Regions from separate parts of the Mus musculus genome. Here all the other regions are linked to region 1. Evidence: chromatin loops called from intact Hi-C (ENCODE). Cell type or tissue: heart. All regions are shown on one strand. Region 1 overlaps Ddc (dopa decarboxylase). Region 2 overlaps Grb10 (growth factor receptor bound protein 10). Region 3 has its middle 110 kb from the start of Gm12002.

What was found. Peaks named below come from ENCODE experiments on the same cell type or tissue, not always from the same donor. Only the 100,000 strongest peaks of a DNase experiment are listed, where the experiment ranks them.
Region 2: it touches region 1 in a loop (5-fold over the local background); 42 of 42 quality-filtered maps call a loop at or near these places.
Region 3: a loop joins it to region 1, with 2.7 times the contacts of the local background. A loop is called at or near these places in 5 of 42 quality-filtered maps.

Annotation. Positions count from the first base shown.
Region 1 is chr11:11,808,994-11,816,993 of GRCm38, forward strand. Ddc (dopa decarboxylase) reads right to left here. Exons shown (of 15, transcript NM_001190448.1): 14 at 6,218-6,435; 15 at 5,108-5,524. The coding sequence ends at 6,235. Among named protein-coding and RNA genes, the nearest start is that of Fignl1, 4.0 kb to the left of the region's middle. In heart, CTCF peaks have their summits at 125 and 3,160 (motif pointing right); DNase peaks (open chromatin) are centred at 18 and 3,168; H3K4me3 peaks cover 1,301 bases; H3K27ac peaks cover 6,510 bases.
Region 2 is chr11:11,969,169-11,977,168 of GRCm38, forward strand. Grb10 (growth factor receptor bound protein 10) reads right to left here. Exons shown (of 17, transcript NM_010345.4): 3 at 1,255-1,474. The coding sequence starts at 1,448. Among named protein-coding and RNA genes, the nearest start is that of Grb10, 64 kb to the right of the region's middle. In heart, CTCF peaks have their summits at 4,423 (motif pointing left) and 5,926 (motif pointing left); a DNase peak (open chromatin) is centred at 4,373; H3K27ac peaks cover 3,212 bases.
Region 3 is chr11:12,202,888-12,210,887 of GRCm38, forward strand. No RefSeq gene overlaps it. Among named protein-coding and RNA genes, the nearest start is that of Gm12002, 110 kb to the right of the region's middle. In heart, a CTCF peak has its summit at 3,144; a DNase peak (open chromatin) is centred at 2,824; H3K27ac peaks cover 1,623 bases; H3K27me3 peaks cover 253 bases.

The DNA.
Region 1 (8,000 bases):
TAAGGGCGGCTGAGCGCGCGCTGCACGCAGCGTGAGGGCGGAGTCTCGGAAGGCCTGAGGTCACCGCCCAGGCCTTAACGCGGGAATTTGGGTTTCCGGCCCGCGCTCTATGAGGGAGATTTAGCCCGCGCGGTGGCGATAAATCTAAGCAAACCCTTGGCTTCCCGTTCACTGCAGCCTTAATATGTTCTTTTTGCCGAGCTAGGTGCTGCAAAGGCACCTAGGCAGAGGCAGTGAGAGAGGAAAGAAAGCTCAGGAGTGTAGAGAGCACGAGTCCCCTGGGAGGGCGAAAGCGGCCCGGGAGGGGGAAGGGGAGGTGTAGCCTCCGGGCCGCCACTCCAGAGCCTGCCCGCCCCGGCGCCCTCCGGCCTTAACCAGTTCAGCAGCAGCTATCAAATAGTGAGACTCGAATACAGGAAGGTTTAGCAAAGGCTACAGCCAGCATTAGACGGAATACCGAGATTACCGAAGTAGTAGCTGGCAGGGGTCCAGTAAGAACTGAAGAGCTTTTTTTTTTTTTTTTTTTTAAAAAAACTAATCGTAGGTAGCTAAAACATGGACAGTCCTGGAGTCACCGAGGGAACTTTCCCCTCATAGCTTTGGGCCCCACCTCACCCCACCCCCACCTCTCTATTACCAACCAAGACGGCTTGCAATTTGGGGAGAGGTCACCAAGGGTTAGGTTCTTAATTGTTTGTATAGGCATAACAAGCCATTGGGTCAGGCTCCAAGCAGTCGGGAGCTGATTGTCAGAGAGGGGAGAGGAGGGGGGCTGTGCTGGGTTGTTGGGTGGTTTTTTTTTTTTTTTTTTTGGTTTCTTTGTCTACAACCCTCATCGCTAAGCCTGCCTGTTTTCACTGGGAAAACTGTACTTTTCTTTTATTCATCCTATCTCCTTCAAATACTGACCAACACTCCTAACCCTGCTTGCTCTACGGCTCTGGGCATTTTTAATCAGGCTGAAGACCTTCCTTACCCATGCAGCCATTCCCAGGCCTGCATTGTTGAGCCTGCCTGCCTTTCTGACCTTTAACTCCAAAAGCATGGTCTCTTTTCCCCTTATCCGTCTGCCTCCTCCAGAGGCTGCCAACATGTCTAGCTTGTCTTATTTTTCCCCTAAATTCAAAATTGCCTTTCGGTTTCCTACTGAGTCTGGGTTTTGTTTTGTTTTAATTATTTTTTTATAAGACCAGGAATCCTGCAAAAAGCAACATTATTCTCTGGCGTCCGTCTTTTTTAAATTGGCTTTGTTAGGCTCACAACCCAGTGTCTACTGTGGAAGAGTTTAAGGCTTAAGCTATGCAAGTAGTAAACTTGCTGACCGAGAACACAAACTGCTTTTGATAGACTCTATTTTCATGGTCAGAAGTTATTGGACCTGCAAGAAAGAAATTGCCACCTAAGCAGACAGAACTGGTCCTTGGTGGGAGAGCTTCTTCTTGTTTATGTATTTATGAGTTTATAACCATAATCTCAGACAATGCTTGTTACAGTTCAGCTGGCTAATTTGTTTTGATCAGAGAAAATAAAATGATCCCAAATAATATGCATCCTCTGCCAGAAAAATTGTGTTTGTAAGCTAGCAAGATGTCTCAGGTAAAGGTATTTATTTCCTGTGCAACCTTGGTGGCCTTAGTGTGGCTTCCAGAACCCACGAAAAAGTGGAAGGATTCAAAACAACTCCACACAGTTGTCCTTTGACTTCTAGGCACATGTCCTTTCCCCACAAACACACAATAATAAGTGTTTATAAAACTGTGTTTGGCCGGGCATGGTGGCACACGCCTTTAATCCCAGCACTCGGGAGGCAGAGGCAGGCAGATTTCTGAGTTCGAGGCCAGAGGTCTACAAAGTGAGTTCCAGGACAGCCAGGGAAACCCTGTCTCAGGGAAGAAAAAAAAAAACTATGTTTGTAAGCAATGTGAGAAGTGGGCTGTTGTAGAGATAGGAAAGAAGATGGGACAAAATTAAATCTGTCTCTTTTTCTGAGATTCCCCGAGTACAGTTGGATCCTGAAATCCACTTCAAACATGCCTTGGTGAAAGAGGACCCGTGAAGATTGGAGATGTAGCCAGCCATTCCTCGGATATACAGTCTAACATGAATGGAACATACAGTCCTAATGAAAAGTTTTCATTAGACGGTGCTCTCCCCTACGACCAGAGGCAGAATTTTAACAAGTCTGACAAAGTTCTCGTTAGCCTTTATATTCCCGAACGGGGCAACCTTCACTCTACAAAACAGAACAAGAGCCGGTACTGGGCAGGAACAGAAGGGTGAGCTTCGTAACGCAGGGAGCCGAGCCTGTCGGAAAGGAGCTGACAGGTTGATTCAGCTCACTTCAGCTCATTTCTCTTGTGAGGTTAGAGCAGACTTAGTCAAGCTGAGGTAGTTTGGCCTCTGGCTGCTGTGAATTTGCTGTGTTTAGGAAAAACTGGTCCATGTGTGGACTCTTCTGCTTCTAGTTTGAACAGGCTATGGGGTCATGCCATAATTCTTCTTGTGACTGTTTATTGCATGTCTGCTTTGGGGAACAACACAAGTTTCTTTAAAAAGACCTTTTCAAATATTACCAGTTTATGCAAGCAACTTACTTTGCTAGTAATTTTGTATTGTTTTTCCCATTACTTTTTACAAGGGTAGGTTATGGCACACAGAGAGAAGTGCTCAAGAAACAGATTTTGATACCAAAGAAGTAAACACTATTAATATTTGGGAATTTATATTATTCATTTAAAAAAATTAATACAGCAATCATTAGGCCAAAATGCTATTGGGTAAGTACCATGTTTCCTCAAATGTGAACTTTCTGAGTAGAATACCAGTAATACCATTTTTGAGTTTATGCCATTGATTGGATTCAATCAATGTTAAAAGTTCAATCCTGCCTTGCCTTGGGGTCTTGTCCTATATCCCTTTCCCAGGTCCTTCTATCTCGGCCTTTTCTGTGTGCTGACTCGTATTCAGTCAGCCTGACTTGGATCTCCAGTTCCAGGAAGCCTTTTCTCTGCTACGTTCTAAACAAGAGATGTTCCAGGATAAGCCTTTTGTTGGCTGTCTGCTGTGTCCAGATAAGTCTAGGGCTTTCTCAGCTCCAGGTTGAAGTGCCTGGAATCAGTGAAAACCTGAGGTCTAGCATCACGCATCACTGCCACCAGAGGTCACTGTGCTCCAGTGAGCAACTGCAGTAGGCACAGATTTAAATGCACTTGCTACGCGTCCCGGCATTCTCAATTCGCTTTTGTTTGGTTGGTTTTGATTTTTCAAGACAAGGTTTCTGTGTGTAGCCTTGACTGTCCTGGAACTCGCTTTATAGGTCAAGGTGGCCTTGAACTCAAGAGATCTGCCCACCTGCCTCTGGCTTCTAAGCACTGGAAGCAGTAAAGCACTAAAGCACTATGCCTGCCTGGCTTTGGAATACTGACTTCTATCTGAATAATGTATAGTTGGGATCAAAGGCAAGGTTTACCCAGGAAGATAAATGGATCTTGTCCCATAAGCACCAAATCCCAACCCCCACCCCCCACCCCCCACTGCCATGCAGCTTACCTCATAGAATTTTTCCTTTTTTTTTTTTTTTTTTTTTTGTTTGTTTGTTTTTTGTTTTTCGAGACAGGGTTTCTCTGTATAGCCCTGGCTGTCCTGGAACTCACTTTGTAGACCAGGCTGGCCTCGAACTCAGAAATCCGCCTGCCTCTGCCTCCCGAGTGCTGGGATTAAAGGCGTGCGCCACCACGCCCAGCTATGGAATTTTTTAAATAGGTATTGAGTTGCTATTTTTAAATGTGGATAGCAGCACCTGGCATAGAGTAAGTGCGGGTGTATGATTTTGTTAACTGGGAGGAAGCGCTTCTTCCTGTTTCTAGGGCTGGGTGTTTTGGTGTCTGAGCACCATGTTGAAGAAAGGCCAAGAAGATGGGATGTGCTGCTAGCAACTTGACACAAAGCTAGAGTCATTTGGGAAGAGGAAAATGCTCTCACTAGATTGACCTGTGGGACATTTTCTTGATTGAAGATTTATATGGGAAGACTGGCCTCACTATAGGCAGTGCCACCCCTGGACTGATGTGGCCTCATTACTGTAAGAAAGCAAACTGAGTAAAACAACATTACCCCATGCCCTCTTCATCAGGTCCTGCCTTGAGTACTTCCTTGACTTCTTTCATTGATGGGCTGTGATGTGGAAGTGGGAGCCAAATCAACCCTTTCCTTCTCTAGTTGCTTTTGATCGTGGTGTTTTATCATAGCACTAGAAACTCTAATAAGACAGTGGATGCACTAAAAATGAGCCGTAGTTAGACAAGACTGTACCCTTCCTGGGTTTGAACATAAGCTGAGATCTTAGACTCTATTCCCTAAAGATTCAGAACGTTTAGATAACCCCTACCTCCCATTTATGCAGTCTAGGATCCAAGCCCAAGGGAAGATGCCACCGGGGGGCTGATTTTCACCACCTCAAGTAACATAATCAATATAATCTCTCAGAGTGTGGCCATATGCAACCTAAATTAGAAATTCCCTGGAGGCATGTCTCCTCGACGATTCTAGATCCTATCAAGTGGATACTCCATATAAACGACCATACCTGTTAGTAACACAAGGACCTCATGTGAATGCCGTTGACAATTCTAAAGTCTCCAAAGGACCAAAATACACTTATGCTGGGACTGCGGAGATGGCTAAGTAGCTAAGAGTGCACACTGGTCTTGTAGAAAACCCACTTGGTTTTTAGCACCCACAATTAGAAGGGTTATAATTGCCTATAACTGTAGCTCTAGAGGATAGAATGGCCTCTTCTGGCCTCCTTGTGCAACATGCACACACGCACACACATATACACACACAATTAAAAATAAATCTACAAAAAAATAACATTTTTCTAAAATCAGAATCATTCCATATAAAGATCAGAGATTATTTGAGTAAATACCTAGAAATTGAACTCATGAAATCTAAGCAGAACTTGAGTGTTGTTAATGATTCTGAATAGTGACTGACATATACCAGGCTTTCATTAAACACATGATGACCAAGTGTCTGAAAGGGTTAGTCAAGTTCACAAGAATGAGTCTGATACAGTGTAAAACAAGACGCTTACTCAATACAGTTAGTATTGCACATAGGTTGTTTATTTAGTATTTAGCCACACAGAGGATAAGTTAACAGCCATAGATATACTCTGAAGGTAAGACCAAAGACTGCCCTGGAAACTATTTCTATAAGCCTATCCTGCCACCAATGACCTTATGAGCACAAAGACATCTTATTATCAACAGAAGTCACGGCCACACAAAGAACAGAAGCTAGAGCCACTGACAATAGCTTTCCACACAGAAAATACTTTTCCCTGGACAATACAGAAAATATTTCTTCATTGATAAGTCACCAAAAAGTCAGTCAGAGGTTTCTGGTTAATGTTGGAGACACACATGACGCCACATGTAATCATGATTTCACGAAGACGGAGTGGTAGTTATTTTTCTCTTTCCAGTTTTCAGATAAACTTCTTTTCAACTTTTGATCTCTATGGGAGAAAAAAAATAGCAAGAACTTAGAGGCTAACTTAGAAATAAGGAGAGCTGGCAATGTAGCTCAGTAGTAGTGCACCTGCCTAGAAGGCCAAGATCCTTGTTCCTTTCCCGATACTACAGAAACAAAAATAAAATAATAAAAATTAGAATTTTCTGTACTTCTAAACTGACTTCAGAGAAGGAATACACTGTTTCTGCAGTGTCCAATACAATAGATCATTTTAACAAAAGAGTTCATGTTACCAATCTAACATCTCTAGTGATAAATTTTATAAATTACTCTGGCTGTGATTCTTCCTCTCTGATAAGCAGCACAGAAGCCTGCCTGCCCTTCCTTACCATCGCACTTTGGGTCTTTCCTGACGGTCACATGAAAATCCCATTTACTGTTTTCATGTAGCTAAAGCTTATTTGGATAGTTGCTTTGGTCAGTGCTGTTTGGGGAAATCTGAAGGGAAAGTATACAGCAAGATCTATACACTATTGTATATAAGCCCACAGAAATGAATACAAATTCACTCTGTAGAATCATGGCACATAACATTCTTTCTGCCACTCCTGACTGACTATGATAGTTTTCTCTTCCTCACTGCACAGCCACTCAGCACTAAGTGGCCATGCTGGGACTGAGCTGGAATCCTGATGCCTCCACAAGGAAACAGATGTCCCTGGTGCAGCTAGCTTACCTGAAGCAGCTCTGCTTTCATTCTTTCTCTGCCCTCAGCACACTGCTTGCTAGATCACTGATGTGTTCCCAGGCCAGCTGCACGTGGGCAGACTCCACAGTGCGAGCGCACACAGCAAAGCGTAGCACAAACTTGTCTCGGAGACGACATGGAACCAAGTGGATTTTTTTGGCGCTGTTTATTCTTTGTAAGAGAGTTTCGTTCAACTCATTGGAGCCCTGGGGGAATTAGAAAGCAGATCCATCGTATAACACAAAGTCTAGTAACACCTAGAGACGGTAGACAATGAAGAAACCATCTTTACTTTTCTTTTACATGTAAGATGGCAGAAAGTTTGATGAAATGACTAACATGGGCTTAAAGAACTTATAAGATAACTTCTCCCTGTGATAGCGTTTCTCAGCAATCTGTATTATCAGAAGTTGACCTTCTTATCCTCCAAGTTTGTTTAAGAAAGATGAAGGTCCCTGGAGGGACTGTCAGCAAATAGATGAGGATAAACTATGTGACCCTGTCTCTGGTACACTAGAGCAGCTTTAGATACATTGGAACCCACGGGAGGTCTCAACAACAGAGACCATGGAGCACCCCAGGCAAGGCTAGCTGTTTCCCAGAAGAATCTCTAAAGGGCATTTGTAAATGCGGGAATGGGGGATTATGGATAATCTCTATACAGCTTCTCTAGAAAGAAAATAGTCAACAAGCTGGAGACAGAGAGGCCAGAGCCCTCCACTCCCAATGACTAACCAGAGATAAGAGGACCTTATCAAACAACACACAGCCAGCCATCACTTTCCAGCTGGGCCCCAAGTAGACAGGCTGGTAGCTGTTCTCTGCCTATTTCTTTACTCCTTTGTATAACTGTCATGAAATGGCTTCCAAGCTGCTAAGCCTTTCCGTCTAGCAAAATGTACCAGGGGCTGGTTTCAGGCTTCACTCCCTAATCATAAGACCCTTGCTAGGCTAGACCACTATTCTGGATTTTAAGGGTCGAGAGGTAGGAGGATACATGGAAAGGAAAGTGTTACCTCTGCCTGGACCATGACAGCTGAACACCTGCTGGATATTGAGAACTGCTCTTGGCCTTGGACAGATTCACATGCTTCTAGCTTCAGGTCTGAGTGTGACATCTAAGAAAATCTTTTCTCTCACTATACGTGAGAGAACTACAGGCTATTCATATTGTTGGTATAGATGCTGTGACTGGACAATAAGGTCCTATTCAAGGAAGGATGATAAACACACACACACACACACACACACACACACATATGAGAGCACACACTTGAAATTCATATAACACAAAAAACAAAAGCCAGTTATTTAGGGGAAAGTTGTGTGCTATTTTCAATTGCTTTAGGTTAGAAAGCACTTCCAAGAAGCAGGACCAGAAAGCAAACAGAAATGATCAGAGATGCAATAATGAAGAGGCAAAAGTAGGGCTAGAGAGATGGCTCAGCAGTTAAGAGCACTGACTATTCTCTCAGAGGTCCTGAGTTCAATTCCCAGCAACCACATGGTGGCTCTCAACTATCTATAATGAGATCCAATGCGTTTTTAAAAAGATTTATTTATTTATTTATCTCATGTATGTGGGTACACTGTCTCTGTCTTCAGACACACTAGAAGAGGGCATTGGATGCCCATTACAGATTGTTATGACCCACCATGTGGTTTCTGGGAATTGAACTCAGGACCTCTGGGAGAGCAGACAGTGTTCTTAACCACTGAGCCATCTTTCCAGCCCTAAATACATTTTCTTTCCTTTTTTCAAGACAGGGTT
Region 2 (8,000 bases), 160 kb after region 1:
CTCCTTTTCTCAGCTTGCTTTTATAAACCAGAGATGACTATAGGCTCCACATCTTCCTCTCAACAAAACTATTATCTACTGAACACTCTTAACTATGCTGTTTGCTTTTGTTCAACACAACCCAGCCGCTCTCCTATTCTTCTGTGCTCTCTAACTCCACATAAATGTCACATACTCGCAGAGCGTGACTGCTTCTTGCTCTGCAGTGCTGTCACCTAACTGCATCTTTCTTCATATCGGGGCCCCATCACTTGCAGGCCTGTAGGTTCTTCAGATGGCTTTCATGTCACGACATACTCTGCAGCCATGTTGCTCTCTCTTTCCTGCCCCTTAACTCTCCAAGTCAGAATTGCACTACCTAAACCAAAATCTATCCTTTCTTATATGTTCTAATCTTCTCCTTGCCTCCACTCTCCAACCTTCCACTTTCTGACTAGCTTGAACTCAGATCAGAGATCTGTCACCTCCCAGGAAGTTCTCTCAAGGTTCCAGGACTCTCCTTTTGCTAACACAGCTATGCATTTCTGTTCAGTTTCCTAGGGATAAGAACAAAACAGAACCACTCTGGGGACTGTACATTTTTGAGTAGGCCCTGGAGGACACTGTAGCTGGTCTATAGACAATACTCTGAGGAACATGAACCTGGAGCATGGTTAAGGAATCTGCTGTGAATCAGGAGCTCAGGAAAAGGTATAGCTGCTAAGCCAGGCAGCAAGTTCACACCAAACGCTGAAATGTTACACAGCATACCCAAAGCCATTGAGAGCTGCACTTTTAGTTCTTTGAGGTCAGCTGGCAGAGGCATGACTTGAAAATTCTGATGACATAGCCACAGATGGTCAACAGCAGCCTTGTGTATCACAACAACTATCCCACTTTCTTCCTTCCATCTTACCACTTTGTGTCACTTCACTATCACAACAGGAAGGATAGAACTCACTCATATGACTTCATTAGCATTATAATTGTTCTTTTGTACTATTAATTATTGTTGTACATATTATAGTGTCTAATTAATAAGCCAAAATTCACCATTGTTCTGTGTGTGTAGGGAAAACTACAGTAAACAAGGGTAGGGGGCAGGACTGTGCTTTGGCTTTAGGACTGCGGGTCGGCTTCCTCAAGATTATAGGGCAACAACTGTAGCTGCTATTAAGAGAACAAACTCATCTAACTTGATTTTACAGTCACTGCCCATCACCATTTGGAGAGCAGAGCGCATTGTCTGTGCAGACAGCACATGTTCTGGCCCACCTGAGAATGTGCACAGGCTGCGAGCGTTGCATTTTCTGCCTCGGGGACGCCTGTGGCTGTCCCCGGGAGCTAGATGCTGCTCCCTGGTTGCTGGCATGCTGGCCATCCTCAAGAAGTGGTGCAGTATCAGTATCAGACTGCATGTTGCAAGCTGAGTTAAGGCTTTCCACGGACGAGTTAATATCGTTGTTCATTAGTACTTGAAGCCCAAGACCATGCTCTGTACATAAAAAATGGCAAGAGAAGAAAAAAATGTCAGTGAGGGTATAGAGTTCCACCAAAATGGTTATCTTTGGATGATCAGGCTCCTAAACCAAATAGTATTTTAATATTACTATGAAATCATATTAGTAACATACAATACAAGTTAAGTCTGTGTGTATACATACTACATGTATAGTTCAAAATGAAGTTATTCCATTTGGGATGGCAATGCTTCCTGAAAAAGCTATATATTATCAAATAAGCATGAAAAAAATCTTTTGGGTTGTTCATCAGGGGAGTCCAAGACACCCTCAGAATAATACAGCTATTGCAGCTGCTATTGGTTGCTTCTGGAAGCTGAAGGTACGTCCTTATTGCTAAAGATACCATGAAGTTTAGACATAAGATCTGGAACACCCAAGCAGGATCTGACTTGAAAATCTCCTCCCTTAGGAGTAGCTTTCAGAAGACCAAAAGGTCCTATGAAAGCTATGAAGCGAACATGGTGACCAACAGTCCTACCAGCTATAACACCCATGAATCACAACAGTGACCAGCATGGCAAGACAGTAACAGTGCAATAGTGGCACCCATATCTTGGTGGCAACCAATGATTTCTCTAATTTGACTTAAGACCAGTGCTGGAAACCTACCCAATTTCCCAGTACAAGTTAGTCATGGATATTAGAGATTTTTTTTTTAAAATATCACTTTAATAAACCAGCATAGCTTCTAATTGGATTCAACTCATCCTTACACCTACAGATAACTATAGCTCTCACCTCTTTGCAACAAATAGAAACCATTACAGAAAGCTAGCTAGACAAAATATAAAGAACTGATCATGGGGTGCTCAGTCTCTACGGATACATCTACAATACAACTCTTGTTCTTAAGGGAGCATTGAGGAAGAAGGGGTGGAAAGATGGTAAGAGCCTGAATAGCAGAAGTTGGCTGTGAAGGTGTTTCCAAAAGTGTCAACTTAACAATAGGGTAAGAAGTGACCTAAGCTGATTGTATCATAGCATTTCACAAGTTGTAAGATATGGCCAGGTGTGACAACCCCAAACAAGGTTGTCACAGTATGCAAGACAATCACTCTCACAGAGGTCAATGCCTCCAAAGTATAGTAAGAAATAAGAGAAGGCATTTTGAACCTGCTTGTCATGCCCAGATTGCTTTTACAGCTTCCATGCCCAGGACAACATACCAGAGGTTTTGGTTAGAAGTCTCTTCAAGTATAATACAGAGTTAGCAATATATCCATCACCCAGGGGACTGTTTTATAATAGAGTCTGATACAGAATAAGCAGCTCCATTTCACTTGTTCTTCAGAAAAACAACACAAACAAGCAACTGGTCTACCAGCCAAGGAAGCATGTTTAAGGAATGAAGTTACTTGCTCCCCCCACCCCCCAAAACCTTAAGCAGTAGAAAGCATCTTGGATTTGATAATAGATTTAGATGCTTGTTTGACCTGGGCTATGAGCAACAAATGGGCTCAAGGATCTTTCTAGATCTAGCTGGGCCACTAATCCACTAATTCTGTGGTAGTGTCCTTGCCTAGGATTTTGTTCTTCAGCACTACGATGTCTTAGGTGGCCTTTCTTTCTCTCTTGTTTCTTAAGACTAAAGGATGTGACAACAAAAGATACTAAAACCCACTAAAGAATACCTGGCTTGGTGTAAGAAATAGAAAGAAACTGTCCATTCCAGGGATTAGTACTTCTCTGGTGGGTGAAGGAACAGAGCACAATTATGGGAATATACAGGCAGAAGCAGAACATTGAATGGCCCCGGTTTGGCGATATAAGAGAGAACATTATGGAAACTGAATAGCGGAAGTGACCCATGGTGCATCTAGGCAGTTCAGGTTCCAAGGTCATTAGGAGAGTCAAGGTAGCAGGTTGCTGAAAATAGTGGTGACTGGTATAGTCACTGCTGCAATAAGAGCAGACACCATGTGTAAGAGATGCTGACAAGGAGGGAGGGAGCAGTGGGCTGTGGCCCAAGAGAGAAGTAGTTAGGTGCACACAAGCATTCGGATTGGTAATGAAGTCAAGGACCTGTATATAGATAAAGCAAGGAGGGGAAAGAGGATCTTGATACAGCAAAGGTTCTGAGTAGTCACATATTAACCCTATAGTCAGGTACTAAATGGACAAAAGTGATGAACTGATGAACTGGTAATTAATAATGACCAAAAAACTAAGTATCACAAAGGGAATTGCTGAGGGTCAAAGCAGAGCACTTGCCCAGCTAGGGGTTGCCTAGGTAACAAGGATCTAAGACTCTAGTAGGGCGGGTAGGGGTTACACTTTCAGGTTCTGCTGTCTTCCGAAGGGACATGCCTCTTAAAGGCCTCACCAGATATAGTAGTGGAGCAGCATTTAGTTCACTTATGAAAGGAGGGAACCAGAGGATGGCTAAGGAGAAGACCTCAGTGGGAACAGAAGTTACATTAGAGTTCATAAGTCTGGCACTGACAGGACAGTTCCAGAATCTGTGCCTGACACATCTACATTCAGGGTTAATTAACATATTTAAATTATTTTGTCCCCCAAACAATTATTTTGTTAACAATGAACCATTAAGAATTACCCATGCTTCTACTCAAAAGTAAGCATTTCTATGATGACAGATCATTTTGGAAGCAACACAGGGTGAAACGCAAAGTTCACTATACTAAAGAGTGTGTGTGTGTGTGAGAGAGAGAGAGAGAGGTCCATTCACTGACTAAAAGAACCAAGTTTTGCTCCATGCAGAGCTACTTCCTAAGCGTTTAGACAGAAAAGAGCCTTGTAAGACACCGAGCCCTCCCTATTTCTACTGCTCTATTCCTAGAGAAACCCACTGGCAACACAGTTCCTGGTCCGACAGCGCTCCCAGCCTCTGAGAAAATGAAATGGCTTGGTTCGTGCTGGCAGATTATCATTCATGGCTATTTTTCCCTGGGCTTGCTGTAGTCTTTGGCTGTGCCGACCCCTGGTGGCAGTCCCTGGTGTCTCCTGTCCTATTTCTTTTTTGGGGAACAGGTAAATTCCTGGGTTGGTTCTCTGTAGTAAAGCCAAAGCCAAAGCAATTCTGATACTATTCAAATATTATTCATATAAAGCAGGTAGATTCTAGAAGAGACAACACGTTCAGATTGCTGTCCTCTCCTCTGGAGTGGGTAATTTCTTCATCTGAATATACTGTACTGGGTGGTCTTTGAAAGGATACCAGGCTAATCTGAGAACATCCAATTACCAGGTTACGGTCTTCACTAATCAAATATAGCTGCTATGCTCAGATCCTCCAAATCTTTAAGCTTTTCAGAGCTGTCAAAATGAAAGTAAAGCCTCAAAGTTCTACAATGGTTTACTCAAAAACCAACTTTAATATGTCCTATGAGGACAATTACTAAGTTATATGTTCGGATTTTTTTTTTTTTTACAATTACTGATAAGACTTTACTTGAAGTTCCTAAAATTCAAATGTAGACTAAAAATGAAATCTTCTAAATTATGTTTAAACAGCTGATTCTTAAGGGTCTACACTAATTTTATTTTTTAAGTACTGGAGTTAGATATAATAAAATTATATTAGATTTTTTTTTAGAAAATTATAATATTTACTTATGGCAAGGCATGAATCACAGCAGTTGGGTGCTGGATAGAGGACAACGTCTAGGTTGATTTTCTCCTTCTAATTACAATGTGGGTCTGGGATTAAACTCAGGTTGTCAAGCTTGGAGGTGTCTTTCCCCGCTGACCTATCTTACCAGCCTCACTTTCAGTTCTTGTAAATGTTCTACAAGCTTATATTTTTCTCAGTGAGGACCTTGTGTGTCTTTTCTACCCGTGTGGCTAACTGCTAAACTGTTTTGTACTCCCGTGAACCTGAGCAGAGCTATCATAAACCATTTGGAAAAGGCTTTCTTCCAGTGAACAGAAGTGGAAGAAGGAGACAGACTGATATGCTCTGATGAAACAAGTTCCACAAGGGTACCTCTTCAGAAAGAATGCTAGGAAAGAAAAGAAAAATGGCTTCATAAAGGCAATTTCACCTCCAATGAATTTGTAAGAATGTGTTTCCTGAACAAACATGGCTGCCAAATAAAACTCTTAGTAGCTGTCTCCCTTCCATAAAGAGCCAAGTTGCAACTGGGCATGGACTTTGCCCCAAATATTTGAGGTCATCTGATCTAAAATTCACATCTCTTCTTGCTTCACTGTCATTAACAAACTCAAGGCTAGTTCTGTTTGGAAATATTGGAAATACATATAAATTTAGTTAAATAAATTCTTATTTGGCTCATAAGCCATGACTGGCAAATATCTCCCCCAAGTCAAGTGAGGTGTGCTGATCTGGAAAGGGTACGGAGAGGGGAGAGGTACAAGCAGAGGAGGCTCTCCCCGCCCGGGCATGCGGGCGTGCGTACCTTAGTACCTTAGCAAATAACACACTTCTTGGTTCATAGCACCATCTAGTGTCTTTTCTACGTGAACTGGAGCTTAACGGTGGTTCTGGGTTTTCTTCGCTACATTATTTTGTCTTAAAGACATTTGCATTATGCATGTGATGTATCCATTGTGGTGGCCCAATCTTCACAGTAAGCCCCCCTCCACGCCCCCCAGGAACACTCACCACCTTCCTTGTTTGCCCTGGCTGTACATCTCTTGGGAAATGAAGAGCTATAGGCAAGCTTGTGTGTCTATGTGACTTAATGACAGGGAAGGAAGAATTAAAAAGCATGTCTACCTGAGAAATTTCTGGTACTTAATTTTGGACCATGTTTTTGCTGCCGTTTTCCTGGACTTGAGTCAGATACAGACACACAGCACGTATTTGGTCTTTCTGATTAAGTGTGTGACCAGAATTGGTGACAGCACTTTGTTAACTGAACATGTTACCTTTTGTCATCCTAATAAGAGGATCTTCTTCTTTAAGCACCTTCTGTTTTTGTAAAGTCTTTTAAAAACTCAGTTACAAATCAGTATATATGCTACTTTGTTTGTTTTCTGATTGGTCATTTTGTGGCAATTGGTAAAAAGGCTTAAAGACAGAAATGATTATCAACACTCTTTTAAAGTACACTTGAAGCTAAAAACAATGACCTAGGGAACAATACTTCACTATAAAAAACAGTTGTTGGTATTGAACAACTGTCATTGTTCACACTCCAATCTGAGGGGGCAGAAATCAATCAATTAAACATGTGAGAAATGTTACAAAGGGAAGCACTAATTCACTAATATTTTATTATTAAGCATATTTAATAACTAAGTGAAAGATGTTAAAAAAATAAATGAAGGTACTATTAGTTTCCTTTAAGATTTCATATGTCCATGGATTCAAGTAACCACAGAGCAAAAACATTTGGGGGAAAAATCTATACACGTACATTAAATATCTGCAGATGATTTTTGCCATCCTTCTAAAGCAATGCAGTATAGCCTATAGCCTATAGTTCTATAGAATTAGGTGTTATAAATAATCAAGTAGTAACATATATAAAGTGTTCCTATTTTATAAGCAAACCCAACACCATTTTGTACTTGAAACACAAGCATCTATAGCTTTTAGGGATCTTGAAATATATGTGTACAAATGAAAAAGACTACACATATCTAGAAAGAAAGAGAAGGGAGGGTTTGAGGTGGCCAGAGTCTAGGGGGAGAGGATAAGGGCTGGCATTTATGGGTTTAGAGTTGCACCTGGAGAAGAGTTCTGTGGCTAGACCTGGGTAATGGCTACACACCAATATGACTACTTTTGCTTTGTTTTTTTGAGACATGCTCTGGCTATCTATTTCAGTTTCCAAGTCTTTGGAATATAGGCATGTACAACCACACATGGCTCTAACAGTTCCTACATTAAAAAAAAAACAATAAAAAAGCAATTTTAAACTTAAGACTTTAAGATACCTTCAAACATGGGCAATTAAGGTCCCAGTCTTATTGCTTTATTTAGGCAGGCCTCTGCTAGAATTAAGCAATGTTCCATGCTCAGACTTCAAAGACAGAACCCTGCTCTAGCCTTATGTTACCTTCCTCTCTCAGAGCTGCTCACTCACCACCCAGGGCCCACTTGTTCTGGGTTCTTGATCCTAGCCCCTGTGCACTTGATCCTTGTGTGGAGCAAAACCCTAAGAGTCTCTTTATCCCCAATTTAGAGCCACTTCCCTATTTTTTTTCTCAACTTGCCCAGCATTCCCCTCTCAAACATGCCTCATCTGAGGAGATTGAGGCAAGACAGGCATGGATGTTGCTCATGATGGCTATCATAGGTCTGGACTCATGCAAGTCAGACTTCAGAATGGCCTCAGGTGAACAGTGCTGATACCAGTGCAGCCAGGGAGAAATGTCACAGGGAATCCTTGAGAAAATCAATTTAAGGTAATGAAGGAAATCCTCAAGTTAGGAGACAAAACAAGAACAGGAAAAACCCTGAGGCAAAGGAGTCTTAGCCTCTCCAGGTACTGAGAGCACTGGCTTGCTACAGGGGCACAGAAATGCTGTCTGTTTCTTAAGTGAGTTACAGTTAGCATGGGATCCTCT
Region 3 (8,000 bases), 390 kb after region 1:
CCTCTGTATTGGATCTCATAGCACAGGGACTTTGGTGTGTTCAGTACCAGAGAATTTGGGGAACTTCCACAGCAGTGAAGATCAGAGTGGCCCGGGTCTCAGAGCGCAGAGTCGTCAGAGAACGGTCTATATACACTGAGTCTAGAACACGAGGAAGCACGTTGTGTCCCTGTGACACCATGTTCCATGGGCAGGTGCCCAAGTCCACCCTCTAAAGCTTTAAGCACAATTGGTGCTAAGTTTTAAGTTGTGATGCTTTCTTCTGCAAGTCAACTGTAGCTTGGATCTGAGGTGTTCCACCCAGATCCCGTGTTGAAGGTTTGGCCTCCAGCTTGACGCTATTAGGATGCAGTAAAACTTCCGTAAAACATGGAGCCCACTGGGGTTTCAGGTTGATGGATAATGTGCTGCCGAAGGGAACTATGGAACACTGATTCTTCTTCTGAATCCTTTTTGCTTCCCAGCTGCCAGGAAGTGAGCTGCATGCTCTTTCTCATCCATCCCCCATCCCCCACCCCCGCCACAGGCCCAAAGCAACAGGGCTGGTCAGTCCTGGACCAAAGCCAGCAAAGCAGCCCAAACAAACCTTCCTTATTTTTGAATTCTCTTAAGTGTTTCGTTTGTGATGGCAAGCTGACTGACTGGTCTGGTCTTTTCACTTGGTGCTTCCTGTTGCTCATGCAATCCAGTTTCCATATACAGCTGGTTATCTGGTGTGTTTTCAAAATCATTTGCAGGATTAATAGAAAGTATATCATGAAAGCAGCTCTCTCAGGAGATATTTCCATGTGAGGGTGCTTGAAGACATTGCTGATGGAAGACCATCACTGAACAGAGTGGAAGCTTTGAACAGCTAGATTCACCACATGATTAAAAGCTGCCTTATATTTTCTAGAAGGTTCTTTAACGGTATACCACCACTCTCAGGGAGTGGCCAGGTCTTCACTCAATCCAGGCACACACATCCCCTCCATTAGATTCCTCACCTAGCATGGATATATATATATATGACTGATTTTTGTGCCTGTGTTCCAATAAGAACTTTGAAAGTATTATTTTCTTAGGATTCAGGATCAGCGTAGCTTCCCTAAAGGGTTAGCCCTTCCTCACTGTCACCACCTATTTCTTGTTACTAGGATGACTGGTTTTCAGATGTGCCAGGTTTTATAGTGATGAGCAGCACATTAGTGCACAGCACCTGGCAGAATGGAGTCATCGGCGCTCCACACATCAGTGTTCAGAGCACTAGCCCTGTGATCAGCTCTGCATTGGAATCCTCTCCAGACCATGCTAGACTCCGTAAAACAGGGAGTACTGACTAGTGCAGTCATCCTGGCAGGAGCAGAGGGAGGCTAAAACGAGGAACTTTGCCTCTCCTTTTTAGCTATGTGAACAACAGATCCCAACATTTGCGGTTTCCTCAGGGATCTCATGCTATGTGAAGGAAAAGAATGAAACCTGTTGCCAGCCAGAGGAGGAAGAAAAAAAAAAAATCTCACACAGTCTGACCACTTTGCTGAAGAGAGTGGAGCAGAGCCAGGGGGTCAGCAATGAGGAGCACCCCAGGCCAGGACAGCTTAGATATATGATCCTAAACCTCTATTTAAACCCAAGCCTCCCACTAGCACCCCAAAGATGGACTCAAGGATCACTGAACCCTTTTTCTTTACTTTTCTCACTGTAGCCACATTGAAAATGATCCCCTCTCTCTGCTTCACTCTCGTCTGTCTCTTTAATTGGTCTACTGAGGACAGCACAGCGGCCCAGTGTCCATGCTTTGACTCTGAGAATGTCAGCTGACTGGAACTAGTACTATTTCCTCTACTCCCCCCCAACCCCCCCCCCCCACACACACTACACACAGAACAAACAGAATGCAAATTTAAATTTTGCAAAATTGTTCTCATGTGAGCAATAAAATTCTCACTGCAGAATAATTCAGAAAACTTTGAAACTTTTCTGACCTTTGTAAAAACATGTGGGCCACCCCTAATATCAGTACCCTCACCTAATCAGCTTTCTGTTGCTATAACAGGATCACTGAGTCTGCTTAGTTTATTAAGAATACAGGTTTATTTTAGCTTACAGAAGCCAAGAGCATGGCACTGAAAATTGACAAATGGGATGTCATTAAACTAAAGAGTTTCTCTACAGCAGAAGCTGTCAGTAAAGTAAGGGCTGAAAAATGGAAGATGTTTGCCAGTTACACATCCGACAAAAGATTAGTGTCTAGACTATACAAAGACCTGAAAAACAAAAGACCCGACTAAACACCAAGAAAACAAACAGCCCAATTAAAAATGGGTTATGAATCTGAGCAAAAATTCTCAAAGGAACACAGACAACAAGGAAAGCTGGTAGGCTAGAAGCAGTGTTCAATGAGTGACTGGTTACAGAGTGAGAAGCAGGAGGTCTGGAACAGTTTATCACCCCAAAGCTGCTTCTCCAGTTTCTGAATTGATTTCATCAGTACCACAACAGCTCTCTCCTACCACTGGACTCAGGAGCTTTCTCTACCACCAGACTGGATTTACTGATGTGACTGAAGCCAGTACAGCTTGTGCATGGCTGGATTTTCGCTTACCCCAAAGACTCCTACCAGGAAATGTATAAAAGCTGTGTCAGCAGGGATTTCGTTGAAAGGGTTCCCAGTAACTTCAACCAGAACACTGTTTTTGTTACACAAGGAAAATGTGAAGCTCTGAGGCTTAAGCACAAGCATTGAGCAGTGCTCTGGGCATGGATCAGCCGCCAGACACCGGCTCCTATCAGAAAACAGCAGCCACTGATAAAGAGAGTTTGCCTTATCTATCCATAGCTGACAGAACAGTCAGGAAAACTCCACAAACAAGAGGAGCTGGGAGGCCACTAGAGAACAGGACCCCTAACAGTCAACAGGTTCTACCAGCTGGCCCAGGGCCAAGGAGAAAGATCAGTGGATCTGCCAAGGAGATGAAAAAAACATTCAGGCCAGCAATCTCATTTTCTGATATCTCCACCCTGTTTTTCTTCCCCACTACAACTAATCCTTATCTTCTAGTGATTCCATTATCTCACCTCTCCACCCACCTCTCCACCCTTCTCCTACAGCTATTTCTTATCTGTATAGTACAGCAGGTCATCGAGGCAGGCCAACACTGTCCCCTACCGTTCACTTTTACTGTTTGCTCTTTTCTCTCTTTTCTCTCTTTCTTTCTTTCTTTCTTTCTTTCTTTCTTTCTTTCTTTCTTTCTTTCTCTCTCTCTTTCTTTCTTTCTCTTTCTCTCTCTCTTTCTTCTTTTCTCTTTCTCTCTCTCTTTCTTCTTCTCTCTCTCTCTCTCTCTCTCTCTCTCTCTCTCCCTCCCTCCCTCCCTCCCTCCCTCTCTTTCTCTCTTTCTCTCTCTTTCTTTCCCTTTTCTCTTTCTTTCCCTTTTCTCTTTCTGAACTCACTCCTCCAACTGTTATGTCAGGCTGACCTGATTTGTGGTATCTGAGTCTGTATCTGTATCCATATGTTTAATCTACTGTAAACCATGTGGTCCCCCACATGACCACATTCCCTTTTCCTTTGCCTCAATTATCTCCACTCTTCTGTATCTCCCTCTTCTCTATTTCCTAGTTTGCAATTGAATACTCACCACTATCACTAGTCTCACGGTGATGGCTCACCTGTGGTTTTCCTTTCCATTCACACTAACATATCAGTACACACAATACTATCAGGCTCTTTAACTCCCTAAACCAATTGGCACTTAAGAAATGTTAATTTGTATTTACTTGCTACTGTTTTTTTTTTTTTTAATCACTGTAGGTTCACTCCTGTATAATGACTTGCCATAGATAATACTAAGCCTGTCTGAGAAGACTGAGGACAGAGTCAGGTGCCTAGAACACCAGTCTACAAATGAAACATTAGAACTCTACTACTGCCTAGTCTTTCCTGAGCACTGCAAACATATTAATTGCACAAAGAGTCAACCTGAATTAAAAGGACAAAATCTATTTTTAAAATGAATTAATTAATTTGTTTATATATCAAATGATGCTTCCCTTCCTGGTCCCTTCCTCACCAAGTCACTTACCTCCACCTGCCTTCCCCTTCTCCTTTGAGAAGGTGGACACCCTCCCTCCATATCCCTTCACCCTGGCACTTCAAGTCTCTGCAAGATTAGTCCTGGCTAGTGGCTATTCCCAGTGAATAAAGAAAAGGGCAGCCATGAAGACCCAGGTGCTTATCTACTACATATGTGTGGGAGTGGAGGGGGTGGGGGTGAGAAGGGGTCATTCTAGCCCATGTATGCTCACTGGTTGGTGGCCCAGATTCTGAGAGCTCCCAGGAGTTCAGGTTTGTTGACTCTGTTGGTCTTTCTGTGAGGTTCCTATCTACTTCTTGGCCTTGACTCCTTCCTACAACTCTACCGTAAGTGTCCCCAACCTCCATCTAATTTTTGGCCGTGGGTATCTTCTTCTGTTTCAGTCCACTGCTGGGTAGAGTCTCTCAGAGGACAATTATGATAGGCTGTCTGTCTGCATGTATAACAGAGTATTATTATTAACGTCAGGGATTGGTGCTTGTCCATGGCATGGGTTTCAAGTTGGGCTGGGTATTGGTTGGCTTCTGCTCCACCCCTTTTAGATAGGACAAAATTTGTGTAGAAAGTTTTGTAGATGGATTCGTGACCCTATCCACTAGGGATCCTTTCTGGCTACAGGAGGTGGCCTCTTCATGTCCCTGTTGTTAAACATTGACTTCTGGAAGCCTACCCTATCCTAGGTCTCTGGGACTTTCTAAAGTTTACTCCCACTCCCACCCCGGCAGCTGCAGATTCCCATTCATTCTCCTGGCACACTGGACCTGTCTCTCCTGTGCCTGATCCTGCTTCCATACCCCCTCCCCCTCTTCTCCCCACACCCCCAGTTACTTCCCTCTCTTTGCCTCCCAATGTCTTAATGAAGAAGCTAACCCCATATGAGCAGAAACCAGCTCAAAAATATAAGTAAAATGATCAAGAAAAATTATTTCCTCTAAAAGTTACCAATCCCACAATACAGACTCCAGATAAAAATGACTTAGACAAAATTCTAGATGTACAACTCAAAATAATGATTATAAATATGGTAAAACAAGTCAGAGAGGGCTCAGATATTTTCCAGGAGAACATAGACACAGCTAAATGAAATAAGGAAGCCAATTCAAGTATAAAAATAGAATTTGATAAAGAGAAATGCTGAGGAAAGCCCAAACTGAACGGATGGAAACAAAAAATACAATAGGAAAAAAAATGTCCAAATATAGGGAAAGAGAAGCCCATTCATACACAAGAAGCAGACAGAACACCAAACAGACCAGACCATAAAAGAGTCTCTGGGTCATAGTTTAAAACACTAAATGTACAGAAGAAAATATATTGAAGGCTGAAAAAGAGAAGGGCTAAGTTACGTACAAAGGCAAGCTTATAAGAATAACTACTGACTTTTTTTTTTTCTGTATAGTCCTGGGTGTCCTTGAACTTGCTTTGCAGACAAGAATAGCCTCAAAATCACAAAGAGACACCTGCCTCTGCCTCCTGAGTGCTTAGATTAAAGGCATATGGTACCACACCCAGAAACTACTGACTTTTTGATCCAATCCATGAAAGCTAGGAGGGCTTGAACTGATAGCTTTTAAACTCTTAACACCATAATTGCCAACCCTGTCTAATATATCTTATAAACAAAACAAAACAAAACAAAACAAAACAAAACATCCCAACCCTACCCTATCTGTAACAACTGAAGGTAAAAGAAAACCTTTCTGGGATAAAAGCATTCTAAAGGAATTTATAATCATGAAGCCGGTTCTTCAGAGGATGTTGAAAGGAATACTTCAATCTGAAGAGAAAGACAAATACACTTAAGAGACTATAGAAGGAAGAAAAAAAGTGATGCCAACCACTTATTAAACAAAAGAAGACTGAGAAAATCCAAAGCACAGCAAAATGAAAGGGAGCAAAGTACCTTTCAGTAACTCTGAGTACAGTGGTCTCTATTCACTCATACAAAGTCATAGTGGGTTGAAAATAAAATCCTTTTGCTTCCTGTGGAAAAACGCACTCTAACATCAAGCAAAACTACTGTCTTAAGGTAAATGGATGGAAAAAGTATTCCAAGAAAATGGACCCATGAAACAAGCAGGTGTAGCCACCCTACTGATGATATCTGACTAAATAGATGTCAAATCTAATCTTATTTTAGAAGGAATGAAGAGGGTCACTTCATATTAATCAAGAGAAAGACCCGGAGAGAGGAAATTACAATTCTAAATATGCATGTAACAAATATAGGCTCATCTAATATTGTAAAGAAAACACTATAGGTTTATAATCACAGAATGATCCCAACAAAGGAATATTAGATGCCGTCAATATCTTATTATTACTGTTATATCAACTCTACAAAAATGAAATGAGGGATAAATAACTAGAGCCAAAGGGACCTAACACACATCTACAGAACACTTTAGAATTCACCCAAATACTAAAGAATGCAAAATTTCCTCAAAAGCCCATACAAATTTTTCTAAAATAGACCACATATTAGAGCACAATGTGAGTCTCAATAAATATAAGAAAACTCTCAACAAAGGAATGGATAAAAATGACACATTTGTACAAAGGAGTATTAGTCAGCTGTTAAGAAAAGAAATTATGAATTTTAAAGGTAAATGGATGGAACTAGAAAAAAAAATCATCCCAAGCAAGGTATCCCAGACACAGAAAGGCAAACATAGTGTGTATTTACTTACATGTGGATATTAGCTGTTAAGTCCATGATAACCAAGCTACAATCTATAGAACTACAGAGGTTAGGTATTGAGGAGGTGACACAGGGTGCAGATAGACATCATTAGGAAAGGGAGTAGAATAGGTAGTTATGGATGAGGCAGGGGTCTGGAATGGGAGGGCCAAATGGGGAAGGAGGAGGGAGACGGAGAGAATAAGGAAAGAGACGATGTAATTAAGGGTCATTTGAGGAGTAGTATGGATAGCCAATACAGTGGAGACTTCCTAAAATATATACATATATGAGGTCGTGTTTATAGCTGCATATGTATCAGAAGATGACCTAGTCGGCCATCATTGGAAAGAGAGGCCCATTGGTCTTGCAAACTTTATATGCCTCAGTACAGGGGACCGCCAGGGCCAAGAAGCGGGAGTGGGGGGGGGTTATGGGGGAACTTTTGGGATAGCATTGGAAATGTAAATGAAGAAAATACCTAAAAAAAAGTAAAAAATGGTAGAAGGTCTGCTTGGATAATAACCACTGCATTTTTTATTAGATATTTTCTTTATATACAATTCAAATGCTATCCCGAAAGTTCCTTATTCCCTCCCCCAGACCTGCTCCCCTACCCACCCACTCCTGCTTCTTGACCATGGCATTCCCCTGTACTGGGGCATATAAAGTTTGCAATACCAAGGGGCCTCTCTTCCCAGTGGTGGCCGACTAGGCCATCTTCTGCTCCATATGCAGTTAGAGATATGAGCTCTGGGGGTAGTGGTTAGTTCATAATGTTGTTCTACCTATAGGGTTGCTAGAGAAAGCACCCAAGGAGCTGAAGGGGCCATTGCATTTTTAATAAAAATAATATACATGATGCCAGTAGTATAATATATAATATAATTCAGACAATTAAATGAAAAATTGCCTAATATCACCTCAGTCCATTTTCATTGCTTGTTTACTCTTTCTGTATTCATTCATTTGTCCCTTCCTTCCTTCCTTCCTTCCTTCCTTCCTTCCTTCCTTCCTTCCTTCCTCCCTCCCTCCCTCCCTCCCTCCCTCCCTTCCTTCCTTCCTTCTTTCCTTTCTTCTTTTTGCCCTTCTCTTTTCTGAACTAATTTCTAATGGAAAACTATAAAGTTGGAATGGCAGTATAGTTTAGTGGTAAATCGTTTGCTTGGCATGTATAAGGCCCTCAGTTTTCAATTCCCTACTTCCAGAGGAAAAAGAAAAGGAAAAGGGAAACTAAAACCGTGGAA